3 separate regions of the Homo sapiens genome follow, and regions 2 and 3 are each linked to region 1. The links are chromatin contacts, found by Hi-C or POLR2A ChIA-PET in ENCODE. All regions are on one chromosome and are shown on one strand. The core of a region is the stretch at or near the end of the contact, and the rest is flanking DNA. Distances in the headings are between cores, read along the strand shown.

Evidence for each region. A loop is a pair of places that touch in the nucleus more often than their neighbours do. ChIA-PET counts read pairs that join two places held with the same protein, here RNA polymerase II (POLR2A). Pooled maps may share reads with other maps.
Region 2: a map of naive thymus-derived CD4-positive, alpha-beta T cell shows a loop between it and region 1 (4-fold over the local background). The contact joins the promoter of TEX261 here to the promoter of GMCL1 in region 1. A Hi-C loop is called at or near these places in 1 of 168 maps with a recorded cell type or tissue (naive thymus-derived CD4-positive, alpha-beta T cell) and 5 of 50 pooled maps. POLR2A ChIA-PET finds 5 or more read pairs at or near these places in 1 of 52 experiments (naive thymus-derived CD4-positive, alpha-beta T cell).
Region 3: a loop to region 1 is called in a pooled map, with 18 times the contacts of the local background. The contact joins the promoter of MPHOSPH10 here to the promoter of GMCL1 in region 1. A Hi-C loop is called at or near these places in 7 of 50 pooled maps.

What each region holds. Positions count from the first base shown.
Region 1 is chr2:69,827,236-69,831,317 of GRCh38, reverse strand. GMCL1 (germ cell-less 1, spermatogenesis associated) reads right to left here and starts at 1,658. Exons shown (of 14, transcript NM_178439.5): 1 at 1,166-1,658. The coding sequence starts at 1,425. It overlaps LOC124906021 (a long non-coding RNA gene), which reads left to right and starts at 1,787. Exons shown (of 2, transcript XR_007086846.1): 1 at 1,787-3,304. RefSeq lists silencers at 994-1,169, 1,117-1,196, 1,577-1,806 and enhancers at 780-1,700, 2,217-2,306, 1,701-2,622.
Region 2 is chr2:70,992,648-70,997,250 of GRCh38, reverse strand. It overlaps TEX261 (testis expressed 261), which reads left to right and starts at 2,378. Exons shown (of 6, transcript NM_144582.3): 1 at 2,378-2,563; 2 at 3,476-3,555. The coding sequence starts at 2,494. RefSeq lists an enhancer at 1,567-1,616 and silencers at 2,157-2,686, 2,717-2,806.
Region 3 is chr2:71,127,529-71,131,902 of GRCh38, reverse strand. MPHOSPH10 (M-phase phosphoprotein 10) reads right to left here and starts at 1,269. Exons shown (of 11, transcript NM_005791.3): 1 at 1,149-1,269. The coding sequence starts at 1,237. MCEE (methylmalonyl-CoA epimerase) reads left to right here and starts at 1,674. Exons shown (of 3, transcript NM_032601.4): 1 at 1,674-1,723. The coding sequence starts at 1,684. RefSeq lists enhancers at 1,072-1,121, 1,222-1,271, 1,593-2,451.

The DNA of each region.
Region 1 (4,082 bases), core at 409-2,908:
CCAAACTATTAAGTTTTTAATCTATGATTCCTTTTTTACAATATATAACACTTGTATAGCAAAACCTTTTTGAATCTGCTTTTAAAGTTTAATTTTAGGCCGGGTGCGCAGTGGCTCACGCCTATAATTCCAGCACTTTGGGAGGCTGAGGCCAGCAGATCACCTGAGGTCGGGAATTTGAGACAAGCCTGGCCAACACGATGAAACCTGTCTCTACTAAAAACAGAAAACATTAGCCAGGCGTGGTGGTGCGCGCCGGTAGTCCCAGCTACTCGGGAGGCTGAGGCACAAGAATCGCTTGAACCAGGAGGTGGAGGTTGCAGTGAGTTGAGATCGCACCACTGCACTCCGGCCTGAGTGACAGAGCAAGGCTCTGTCTCAAAAAGAAAAAGAAATCATTTAAAAAATTTCATGTGTGACCCTACCAAATAACCTTTAAAAACAAAAGCAGAAAAACCAAATTGTTTGTGTAAGCATATATTCTACCTATAAACTACATTCCAGGTCACAAGTCAATATTCCATCTTTCAACTCATCCAAAAAAAAAAAAAAAAGGGGTTAAACAAGCTGCAGCAGCACCGCCCTACATACAGTACATCCACGGTCAACGACTTCATCAACTACTAGAAACTTGCACAGACTCTGTTCCTAGTTAGGAACAAATGTACACTATTGATAAACTTCACCTTTACAATTAACAAGAACTCCTGTGTGCAATTACTTACCCTCCACTGAGTGGGCGACAATAAGAGTGCCTATTTCAGAGATTACATTTAGTGTCTGTACTAAGGCAACCGGATGCAAAACAACTTACTCTGCGGCTACCCACTTGAGAGGGCAAAGGTGGACTGGGAAGGCCAGCCAGCCGGGCGTCTCTAAGGTTTAACGAGACGCGAGCTCGGGCTTGGCGTTTCTCATCCTCATCTTGGGGCTGTAACAACACCCTGGAAGCGTCTGTGGTTGAAAATGCGGAACACCTGGCGTCTCCCAAGGCGCTCCCCAGTCCGCCCCGCATCGGGCCGGCTTCCACATTCACCCTGTCAAGGGCACGTCCCCTCTCCATAGGCTGGGGAGCGCTGCACCCCGCAAGCGCACGAGGCGCCGGCTCGGCCCCAGGCCCAACAGGTGCGGGTCCGGGTCCGCGCGGGTGCGTGCCCCCACGTACCTTCGAGGGGTGTTGAGGAGCCGCTGCTGCTCGTCCCCCTCCTCCTCATCCTCGTCCGTCTCCGAGTCAGGGTGACAGTAGCAGAAGGACCCGCTGCTCCGCTTGCGCTTGTGGCTGCCCGCACAGTAACAGAATCCGTGGCCCGCCGCATCGTCTCCAGTGTCCGGCCTCCGGGCCGAGCCCCCCGCCCTGGCACCCTGCGCCTGCTGGGCAAGGGCTGGTCTTGGCTGGCGCAGCACCCGGCTGCTCAACGATCCCATGGGTCACGGCTCCCCGAGACTTCAGGGAGCCCAGAGAAGGGGGTCTCCCGCCATGGCTCGGCCGCCGCCGCCAGCCTTCCCCGAGCGCAGGTGCCTACACCGCCACCTTCTCACGCGCAGCCCCAACCGTTGCAGCGGACGCCACAGTCTCCATCCTCTTCCCCGCCCGCAGCGTCCGGTCGCGCCGCGCTCTAGCACCGCAGCACCTCGCCCCCTCGCTTTCGCAACAAAGCGCGGGACGGAGGGCGCATGCGTACGGCGAGCCTCCGGAAGGGGCGGGGCAAGGCGTGCGTGCGTGGCAGGTGGAGCCTGCGCACAATCCGGCGCGCCAGTGCAGGCTGGTGTTTTCGGGCCTGCGGTGGGCGTGGCCTCTGACTAACCCGAACTTCGGCGTAGACGTAGTGTTAAACCGTGGTTCATACGCGCCTCTGTAGTGGCAAGACCTGGGACTCCAGTCACTCATTGTTTCTACAAAGGTGCCTTGAGTCCCCGGTGCTTATGGGCCTGTGCTAAGCTAGTGGCAAAACCCCGAAGCTATTTGGTCTCCTTGCGGGAGCTCGGCGCTTGCTGGGGCCACGCTCTGCTTGCTTGGGCGTGGCCTCCTGTGAGAGGGGGCCCTAGGATGAGGCGATATGCTGGATTCCTGGGCTTCCTTAACATGAGCCCTCCCCTGCTGTAGACGTGAATGGAACCCGTTAAGTTATGGGAACGTTCCCGGCACTCCTTTCCTTTCCTCTCAAGTGCCAGTGGGATGTCCGAATAGGGTCTGGCACCATGACTGTCTGGACTCAAAAGTGCCTTCAGGAGGCCCTAGCAAAATTTACTAGTGTCTGCTTGGAGTAGTAGCAGCTCTTGTGATGGACTCCGGACAGCCAGCGTTCATTCCCTGACTCCCTTCTGTTACTTTTTAAGTAAAATAATGAAAATATTTCAAATAGAGTAATACAGATTCCTGTGGACCGACCACTAGCTTGAAATTTTATCAGACTTGCTTTCATTCTTTTTTCCTCCCAGCTTTATTGAGGTGTAATCAATGATTCATTCTTTTTTAAATAGAACAATACATATAGGCAGAAGCCCCTGCGTACCTCCTCCATCTCATTCTGTCTCCCTCCCCAGTGGCAATCACTGTGCTGAGAATGTTGTATATCATGTCCATGCATGTCCTTATATGCATACCCATAAATAATATTTTCTTTTGCATGTTTAGACATATCATGGAATGGAATCATAGTTGTACCTCTCATTGTGCACCTTTCTCCTCTCTCAAAATTATACTCTCAAGATTTATCCATTTGGTCAATCGCTAGATAATTTTCACTGCTCATTGTATGACTGACCCATATTTGTTTTTACATTCCTTAGTGAGAGAGGTTATTTCTACTTTAACGGCCTTACAGAGCAGCAATGAACATCATGTGCAATGGATTCACCAAGCAGATTCCCAAAAGTGAATTTGCTGCGAAATCTGCAACTTTGTTAGCTATTACCAAATTGCTCTCTGGGTTGATTGCATCAAGGTACCAATTTAGACTCCCATTGGCAGTATACGTAGTTTGAGGGTCCCCGTGGACTAATGTCTGATTCATGCATGAGAAATCTGAACCGAGAGAGGCTAGCCGAGGCAGCTTGGGGTGGAGGTGGGAGGCGGAGAATAATGGCTGCAGAGGGATCAGCTTGCATACACAGAATTTGCCAGCACAAAGAACGTGCAGGTGTTTCCCATGGAGCAGATGTGGACCACCATGAGACAGCTTAGGTCCTGCCCAACAGGCCTGGGAGGAAGGCAATGAACTTCAGCACTGAGAACCTCAAAGAGTCACCAAATTCCTAGAGGCTGAAAAAGGAGTACACATTTGCCTTGCCAGAGGAACCTCAGGTGAGTAGCGTGATGAGGTTGACAAAGGAACCCACAAGAATGCCCACAAGAATCAACTTTAGTCTGTCAGGGTCACATAGGGCTGATCCTCTACCACCACAGCAATGACAGTCAGGTAACAACTTTCCTGCTCCCCTTAACTCTCTTCTTTGCTACAACCCAGACATGGTAGGTTGGGGCAGGGGGAGAACATTGAAGGAAACCTAGGTGGAAAAAGAAGAGAAGCCCATGGTCTCCCTTTCCCCAGAAACCAGCTTCCTACTTGCAATAGGCCAGAGGTGAGTGAGGGAAGAAGCATCAACTGTAAATCAAGCTTGCAATTTTGACTGGATATATTACTTACTAAAATGACACTGTTTTATGACCTTAAGGGACTACACAGTAGGACTTTAAAACCTAAGAGTGAACAGAAAAGTCATGACTCTATCTGAATTTACATCTGAAGAAGGGGAAGAACTGCCCACTGAATAAATGTAAGTGGACAGTGGGAGGGAAAAACAAACATAATTATATCTCAAAGTCATGCTAATTCAATATGACAAACATTCGTCCAGGGTGACTTTATCCCACCTTCTAGAAATCTTCTGGTGAATCAATGCTATTTGTTTTAAAATTTTGGCTAAGCTACATATCATTTAAAGATAAAACTTCTACCAAAAAAATCACCATGCTTCCAAAGACAAAGCTGATGTGGAGATTCTGTGGTCTTCTGGGAAGGCATTGAAGTGGTAGTATTATTTCCTGTAAGTAACTGGAGTGACTAAATATTCACATAAGT
Region 2 (4,603 bases), core at 1,129-3,628, 1.2 Mb before region 1:
AATAGGTCTGCTTATGTCATATATTAATAGAGAAGCACATAAATTACAGAATACATTTGGTTTTCTAAAAATAGTTTAATACTTGCATTTCTATATAATTGGTTTGCTTTGTAATCTTTTTTGTTTTATTTTTGTTTTTGTTTTTGTTTTGAGACGGAGTCTCCCTCTGTCCCCCAGGCTGGAGTGCAGTGACGCGATCTCGGCTCACTGCAAGCTCCGCCTCCCGGGTTCACGCCATTCTCCTGCCTCAGCCTCCTGAGTAGCTGGGACTACAGGCGCCCGCCACCATGCCCGGCTAATTTTTTTTTTTGTATTTTTTAGTGGAGACAGAGTTTCACCGTGTTAGCCAGGATGGTCTCAATCTCCTGACCTCGTGATCCTCCCGCCTCGGCCTCCCAAAGTGCTGGGATTACAGGCGTGAGCCACCGCGCCCGGCAACTGCAATTTTTTTTTTTTTTGAGACAAGTTTTCATTCTGTCATCCCAGCTGGAATGCAGTGGCCCAATCATAGCTCACTGCAGCCGCCATCTCCTGGACTCAAGTAATCCTCCTGCCTCAGCCCAGAGTAACTGCGACTACAGGTACGCACCACCATGCCTGGCCATTTTAAAATTTTTCTTTGCCCAGGCTGGTCTTGAACTCCTGGCCTCAAGTGATCCTCCTACCTCAGCCTCCCAAAGTACTGGGATTACAGGCATGAGCCACTGTGCCCAGCCTGCTTTGTAATCTTTTTTTTTTTTTTTTTCTTGAGACGGAGTCTCGCTCTGTCGCCCAGGCTGGAGTGCAGTGGCGCAATCTCGGCTCACTGCAACTTCTGCCTCCCGGGTTCACGCTCTTCTCCTGCCTCAGTTTCTTGAGTAGCTGGGACTACAGGCGCCCGCCACCAAGCCCGGCTAATTTTTTGTATTTTTAGTAGAGACTGGGTTTCACCGTGTTAGCCAGGATGGGCTTTGTAATCTTATGTATTTTGTTGGGGGGAGGGGGAAGCTATGCATAACATAAAATTGACCGTTTTAACCATTTTACAATTCTGTAACACTGTATACAATTCAGTGACATTAAGCACATTCACACTGTTGTGATGCCATCAGCACCATCCATCTTCCCAAACTGAAACCCTGTATCCATTAAAAAGTAACTCCCCATTCTTTGTCCCCCAGACCCTGGCAAGCACCATTTAACTTTCTGCCCATGATTTTGACTACTCTGGGTACCTCATATGAGGGGAATCATACAATGTGTGTCCTTCCCTATTTGGCTTATTTCACTTAGCATCATGCCTTCAAGGTTCATTGATGTTGTAGCATGTGTCAGAATTTCACTTCATTTTAAGGCTAGATAATATTCCATTGTATGTTTATAGCACTTTATGTCTATCTTTTCGTCAACCGATGGACATTTGGGTTGCTTCCCTCTTCTGACCATTGTGAATAATGCTATGAATATTGGTATACAAATGTCTCTGCTTTCTCAGTTCTTTTGGGTATATACCCAGAAGTAGAATTGCTAAATCATACGGTAATTGTTTTTTTTAGGAATACGTATTTTTATGCAGGAAAAATATGATTCTGAAATAAGCCTACTAGACTCTTGTTCTACATACTTTATTTTGCATGCCTGTCTCCGCCACTAGATGGGAGACTTGTTGACAAGGACTAACCGGTTCCAGGTGCCCCTCAGGAACCCTCCCAGAGGTGTAGTAAATGCATCCAGCGCCTAGCGGACGCCCTGCGTGCCCGGCAAGGGGTGAGGTGCAGGCGATACAAAGGTGCAGAATGTACCCCAAAAGAACAGCCTAGAGGGGAATTAGGCCGGAGGATGACCGATTAAAATCACCCCAACTCCTGATTGTGCCGCTTCCTAGGTGCATGACCCAGGGCAACTTCCTTTGGCCCCGGCTTCCCCGTCTATAAAATGATTTACATTATCTGCTCAAATTTCCGACAAGAACACACCTCGCCTTTATCACAGAGCGTGGCACATATTAGGAATTCAATAATTTTGTCCCTATCACCTGCGATAGCAAGAGACAGACTTGTCCGCAACCTGCCGGGAGGCAGGTTCTGGGGAGGTTGCTGGGGCGCGGTCGGGCGGCCCTGTCCGGCCCTGGACCACCTCCAGGCTGGTACGGGAGTGCACAGGGAGGGACTGGAGGCTGCACTCCGAGCCCCAGTATGGGCGCTTGGTCGTCTCCGCCCCTGGGCACCGTCCCGCCTCCCTCTGGCTGCAGCGGTCTGCATTCATTCCCCTCAGTGGAGCGGGGGATCCTGGCGGGGCAGCGGCGGTTGGCCCTCCTCTCCGGCGGGCGGCGCTAGCGCGAGCCTGGCCCCGGGCAGCGCTAGGGCCGGGCTCCTCTCGGCGGCGGCGCACCGTCGTCCTGTCGTCCGCGGGGCGGGGACGCGGCGGCGGCGGCGGCGGTGGCGGCTGTGTGTCGCCGGAGCCGAAGCGCGCAGGCCCGTCCCGGTGGCCGGGGAGCGGGCGGGTGGGGGCGCCATGTGGTTCATGTACCTGCTGAGCTGGCTGTCGCTCTTCATCCAGGTGGCCTTCATCACGCTGGCTGTCGGTGAGACTGCACGACCCCGGCCCGCGCGGGCTCCCGCCCCGGCATCGGTGCTCGTTGGGGGTCGCATCGCGGGGGTTTCGGAGCCACTCGGGGGACCACTGCCCGGCGCTCCCGGCCTTCGCCGCCCCAACCCCTTCCCGCCTGATCCTGCCCCTCCTGTCGAGCCTGGCAGCCCGGCCTGACCGTGGCTCCTTCCAGGTGTCACAGAGTCCGCTCCGGCACTGCCCGAGAAAGGGTGACTCGAGTGCCGCCCCCGCGTCTGCGGACCGCTAACCGCTGCGGCTCCCACTCTTCGCGGGCCTGCCGCGCGGAACTTTTCCCCAACGCCTACCGCCGCCTTTGCGCCTCTGGCCCTTCATGCTCCCTGCTCTCTCCACCTTTGACACTTCTCCTCTGGCTGGTTCCCATTCGGCCTCAGTTGAGATGTCATCTTTTCCGGGAAGTCCACAGGGGTTGATGGTCCAGCAGTGCCCTGTCCTTTCCCTAAAGTAGCATTTCTCACACTAAACTCGTCTGTCTCTCCCTACTGTTCCCCTTCCCTTTCCCAAGCTGGGTCAGGGAAGGACCCTTGTCTGTCTTTTTCAGCTGTATTCTCAGCCCAGGGACCTGGCTCATGCCAAGTGCCCAGCAGGTGTTTATTGAATACGTGAAATTCCGTTTTCTGAGCCAGAGGTTATCATTGTACTGTGGCATCAAATGCAGACTTTCGTTGATTTTTATGAGATTTGTCCTTAGTTGCCCTAAGAAAGTTTTACTTCTCCAGACTTGGAAGGGCAACACATGGGATGTTTGGTTTGTTCTTGACCTTCTGGGGTCCATGAAGGGTGGATGGGGACTGGGCTGCAGAGAGAGGGGTGACCAGGATGGTGGGAGTGACCCTGGCTGATAGTCTCCCTGCCTCCCACCCTGCAGCGGCTGGACTCTATTACCTGGCAGAACTGATAGAAGAATACACAGTGGCCACCAGCAGGATCATAAAATACATGATCTGGGTAAGTGGCATCTTTCTCCAGGAGTCCTCCTCACTCTTTTGCCCTGCCTCAAAAGCAGGAAGTGGGGAGAGTTTGGCATGGATGATGAGGCCTGTGTCTCTGCTGTTTCCTGAGCATACACTCTTACCTCCTTGCCCTGAACGCTGTCTTTTGGGTCTGCACTCCTGGGCCCAGATCTTCCCTGGCCGCCTTCCCCAAGTGGCATTGTTTCACTGCAGGCCTTGTGCTCTAGTCCTTAAGGTGACAGCGAAGTGTACTTCTCTGTTGACAAGACCGTAGATTTGACTTTGCTTAGCTCTCTCCCGCTGTCTTTAGCCCTTTGCTCTGCTCACAGCATTTAAAACTTAGAGGAGCCATAAGACAGTTTTGCATATATGTTCATTGCCATCTTTCTAATCGGATCAAGTGATTTGTCCTAAGATCGGCACAGCTTCGCTGCCCTCGCCCTTCCCTGGTCTCATGGGAGGCTTCTCTTACTGAAGACACAGTCCTTGCCACTGATATCAAAGCCATAGGGGTGACTGCTGGTGGACAGACTTCCTTCAGCTGCAGGAAAGGCTGGGGGTAGGGGTGCCATTGGAGAGAAAGCGTCCACAGCCCCTCAAGTCGCCTGGTGTCAGCAGCCATGTGCACTCTGGGCATGGCTGAGGTTGGGAGTTCACAGTGGAGGCAAGACTATAGCCCTCAGCTCTGGTCCAGAGGCCCAGCTTGTGGGTGTTGGCACAGTAATTAGCCCTTCATTCAGCCAACTGTCATTTGCTAAGCACTGACAACTGTAGGTACTTATCAGTAGTGTTTTTCAAACTGTAGGCATGATTCATTATTTGGCTGTATAGTAGGTCACAATCAGCATTTTTTAAAAAAAGGAACATAAATAGAATTGAAATTTGAGCTTTGAATCATATATATGTATATATGTGTTGGGGTCACAGTGTAAAATGTTTTTCTTTTTCTTTTTTTTTTTTTGAGATGGAGTTTCGCTCTTATTACCCAGGCTGGAGTGCAGTGGCACAATCTCAGCTCACCGCAACCTCTGCCTCCTGGGTTC
Region 3 (4,374 bases), core at 20-2,519, 1.3 Mb before region 1:
GCAGGAGCCAAGAAGTCTGGGGCAGCCGAAAAACCACAAAAGAAATAAAACAGCCAGTTCCTGCCTTAATTGATTAATCAACATTACAACATTCCTCCATTGTGACTTGTCCCTGCCCTACCTTAACTGATCAATCGACCTTGTGACATTCTTCTTCTGGACAATAAGTCTTATGATCTCCCCACCATGTACCTTGTGACCCCGTCCTCCTCTGCTAATAGATAACCACCTTTTACTGTAATTTTCCATTACCTACCCAACTCCTATAAAGCAACCCCTTCCCCATCACCATTAGTTGACTCTCTTTTCGGACTCAGCCCACTTGCACCCAAGTGAATAAACAGCCTTGTGGCTCACACAAAGCCTGTTTTAGTGGTCTCTTCACACAGACGCGCTTGACAGGTGTAGCATGGGAAAAGGACTTCAGGGGATGGCAGAGTATAGGTGGGTAGAAACAACAATTCTATTAAACAGACACAACAGCTCTATTTTGGACGCAGTGAATTTGAGATGCTTGACAGTACCAAAATTTTAAAAATCGTTAAAAGTTGTACAGTGTGGATATCCCAGTTGTGTGCTACGGAATTCAAACTAAGCTCAGTCTGTAGTTGCTGTGAGCTGGGAACTCAGGGAAAGGTTGGGGTTTGAAACATAAATGAGTAATAATTTCATAGATCACATTTTAAATTCTTCAACAAAATACATATAAAACGCTTGTGTTGGGAAGAGACATGGAAGTTCTATTTCTGAAGAAGCTTAGTCATGGGGGGTGGACAGACAAGTGACAAGTTCGTACTTTCAATAAAGTATGCTAAGCGCTAAGTGCTTTGAGAGCACATAGGAGGAAGGAGAAACCAACAGTCTGTGTGTAGAGGGATGGGGGCGTAAGAAGCCCAAGGGAAGCTTCTAGGTGTTAACAATTGAGGTTAGAGTGATTTCAGTAACACTCAACTGAGAGATCCATCTATACAAATTTTAACAGTTTTTAAAATTTTGATAGCCTAGGAAAGCATAAACTCTGAAATTTGGGGAAAAGCGATTTTACGTTTCCCCTTACCTTCCCCCAGCTCCACAATTTGCCGGAGGCCTGCAACCCGCGTCCACGTGAGACCCCGGTCGCACCCCGAGCCCGGGATCTGCGCACTTACGTGAGGAAGCACTCGGGCCGACCCGTGGCTTTGCCGACTTCCGTCAGACACCGCTCCAGGGTCCGTCGACGCCAGACCTGCGGCGCCATGGCTGTCAGCAACTCCCGACACAATGCAGCATGCAAGGGAAGGGAGCCGCCCGGAAACCGCGCGGCAAAGATGCGCCCAGCGCAACTTGGATTTCAGAGCCGAAAGTTCCGCGGCGCACAGGTTCCGGACTCGCCCTCAGCCAGAGCCAATGGCAGCGCGAGCGCTTTCGCAGGAGGGTGGGAAACAAAAATCTCCATGGTCAGCCCAAACGCCTTTCAACTCTCTCCAAACTTCGTTTTGTATTTTTCAGGGGCCCACAAAGGGTGACCCGTCCTGGCCTTACGTTTCTGTTTTAGCTAAAGTAGGCCCGTTGTAGCAGGAAAGCAGCGACCTTCGCCACGCCCCTGACCTTTCTGTCCCCGCCCCCTCTGCCTCCCGCCCCGCCCTCTGCCGCGCGTCTCTCAACCTCCGTGGCTAGTCTTGACGTGGCGGGTTGCTTTCCAAAATGGCGCGGGTGCTGAAGGCTGCAGCCGCGAATGCCGTAGGTGAATACCGGGCACCGGCGACCTTCGCCATGGGACAGGGAGCGTGGGAACGGCGGTCGGGGGCGGAGGAGGCCTCGGCGTGGCCAAAGCACCTTGATCTAATGTCCTCCCCCGGGGGCGCGTTCCACAGCAGCTGCTGTCACTTAGGCAGAGGGTGCCTTCCAGAAGCGCCACCGCTTAGTAGCGGGGATTGCCTTGTGCATGAGTCCCATTTCCATCCGAGAGCTGTGCGCCTTGGGCTCTGCACCTTCCAGTATGTGGGCGGGAGAGTCGAGGGAACTTGCCCGGCAGGTCAGGCAGGGCAGGGACAGAAGTAAATAGAAGCGGATCGGTAAGTTATTTTACCGCGCACCAATAAAGAGACTGGGGAGAAACCAGAAAGGAGAGCACGTTCCGTAAAAACAACAACTACTAGTCGGCCGAACTCCAAGCGTGACCAGCTTTCTGTTGGGAACACTCAAAGGTCAGTGGTGTAAAGAATACAAAAGGAGTGGTTTTTCCACGTGCACTAATATATTTATCGCGTACACAGATAAAAGCATGTGGATTTGGAAACTTTCTTGAGTTCTCTCCCCCTTCATTTTTTTTAAAATATGTACATAGAATCAGTTATGACAGAAATAACTGTAATAATTGTCACGTTTTCTGACTCACTTTCTCCTCTTTTTATCCTTTTTTTTTTTCTCTTCCTCCTTTTATGAGAGGGCAAGTATTTCCCTTAATCTGAGATTCCCTATTAGGAAGAAGGTGCCAAGTGGTAATGCCCCAGAGTTACTCCGGGACATTCGTGATAAATCCTTCTAGCACCAGAGCCCACATTCTTAACCGTAAGGCATACCTTCCTCTTAGGTGATACACAAGATAGGAACGTAAAACTATAAATAAATGAATATTTGGGAAAAGGCATTTTTATGTCTATTTTTAGAACTGCACACTTTAATGATTGACAGTTTGGGAAAAAGTATGACTTCCAACAGGTCATATACATACTGCAAGAACTCAATACAGATAAAGGTGCATGTTTGTTTTGTACTTACATACACATCTTGGCATAAAGGAAAAATGAAGACAGTGTATTCCAAAGATTGCCTTTGATTTGTCCTATTAAGATACTTGAAGCTTAATGTCTCCACTTGTGTGTGTGTGTGTGTGGTTGAATATACATAAAGTAAAATTTACCTTTTTTTTTTTTTTTGAGACAGAGTCTCACTCTGTCGCCCAGGCTGGAGTGCAGTGGCGTTAGCTCACTGCAACCTCTGCCTCCCAGGTTCAAGCCATTCTTCCGCCTCAGCCTCCCGAGTAGCTGGGATTACAGGCACCCGGCACCACGCCCGGCTAATTTTTTGCATTTTTAGTGGAGACGAGATTTCACCATGTTGGCCAGGCTGGTTTGGAACTCCTGGCCTCAGGTGATCTGCCCACCTCGTCTTCCCAAAGTGCTGGGATTACAGGCGTGAGCCCGTCTCTACTAAAAATACAAAAATTAGCCGGGCGTGGTAGCACACGCCTGTTATCCCGGGTACTCGGGAGGCTGAGGCAGGATAATCGCTTGAACCCGGGAGGCGGAGGTTGGCGTGAGCCAAGATCGCGCCACTGCACTCCAGCCTGGGCAACCAAAGCGAAACTCCGTCTCAGAAAAAAAAAAAAAATTGCTTTTTAAGACTGAATAATATTCCATTGTGTGTGTATACCACATTTTGTTTATCCATTCGTCTCTTGATAGACATTTGGGTTATCCCCACCTTTTGGCTATTGTAATACAGCTATGAACGTGGGTGTACAAATACTTCTGAATTCCCGCTTCTTTGGGGGTGTGTATACTCATAAGTGGAATTGCTGGATTACATGGTAATTCTATGTTATGGCCCCTCTTTTAAGGAACATAAAACTTCGCCGAAAAACAAAAGCACAGAAAAATCAGAGTGAACACGTAGAAAAGTTCTGAAAATGGAAATTGAACCTGTTAGGTGGGAGACAAGAATGACCAACTTACATGACTGCATAGGTTTACTTTCATTAATCGTCTGTAAATGGGCTAACAGAAATGTAATCTGTTTACTTACTGTAATGAATAAAAAAAATTGATCATAGTTTGAAACAAGTTGAAGATATATATATGGTGCTGTGAAATTAACTGGTCAAATGTTTAAGAGAAAACTTACCAGACTAACTTGAAAGCACTTCTAATGAATGACTTTCTAAATACGTATGTTTCCTCAAACCAGATATTCAGTGAAAATTCAGACTTATGTTCGGCCAGGCGCGGTGACTCACGCCTGTAATCCCAGCACTTTGGGAGGCTGAGGAAGGTGGATCACCTGAGGTCAGGAGTTCAAGACCAGCCTGGCCAACATGGCAAAACCCATCTCTACTAAAAATACAAAAATTAACCGGGCGTGGTGGCGCGCTCCTGTAATCCCGGCTACTCCGGAGGCTGAGGCAGGAGAATTGCTTGAACCTGGGAAGCAGAGGTTGCACTGAGCCAAGATTGCGCCATTGCACTCCAGCCTGGGCTACAGAGCCAGACTCGTTTCAAAAAAACAAACAAACTTATTACGTGTTCTAAAATTAGATTATGTGAAGGTCGCACAACTTTGCAAAGATGCAAAGAAATGAATTGTACACTTCAAATGGGTGAACTTTATGGTATA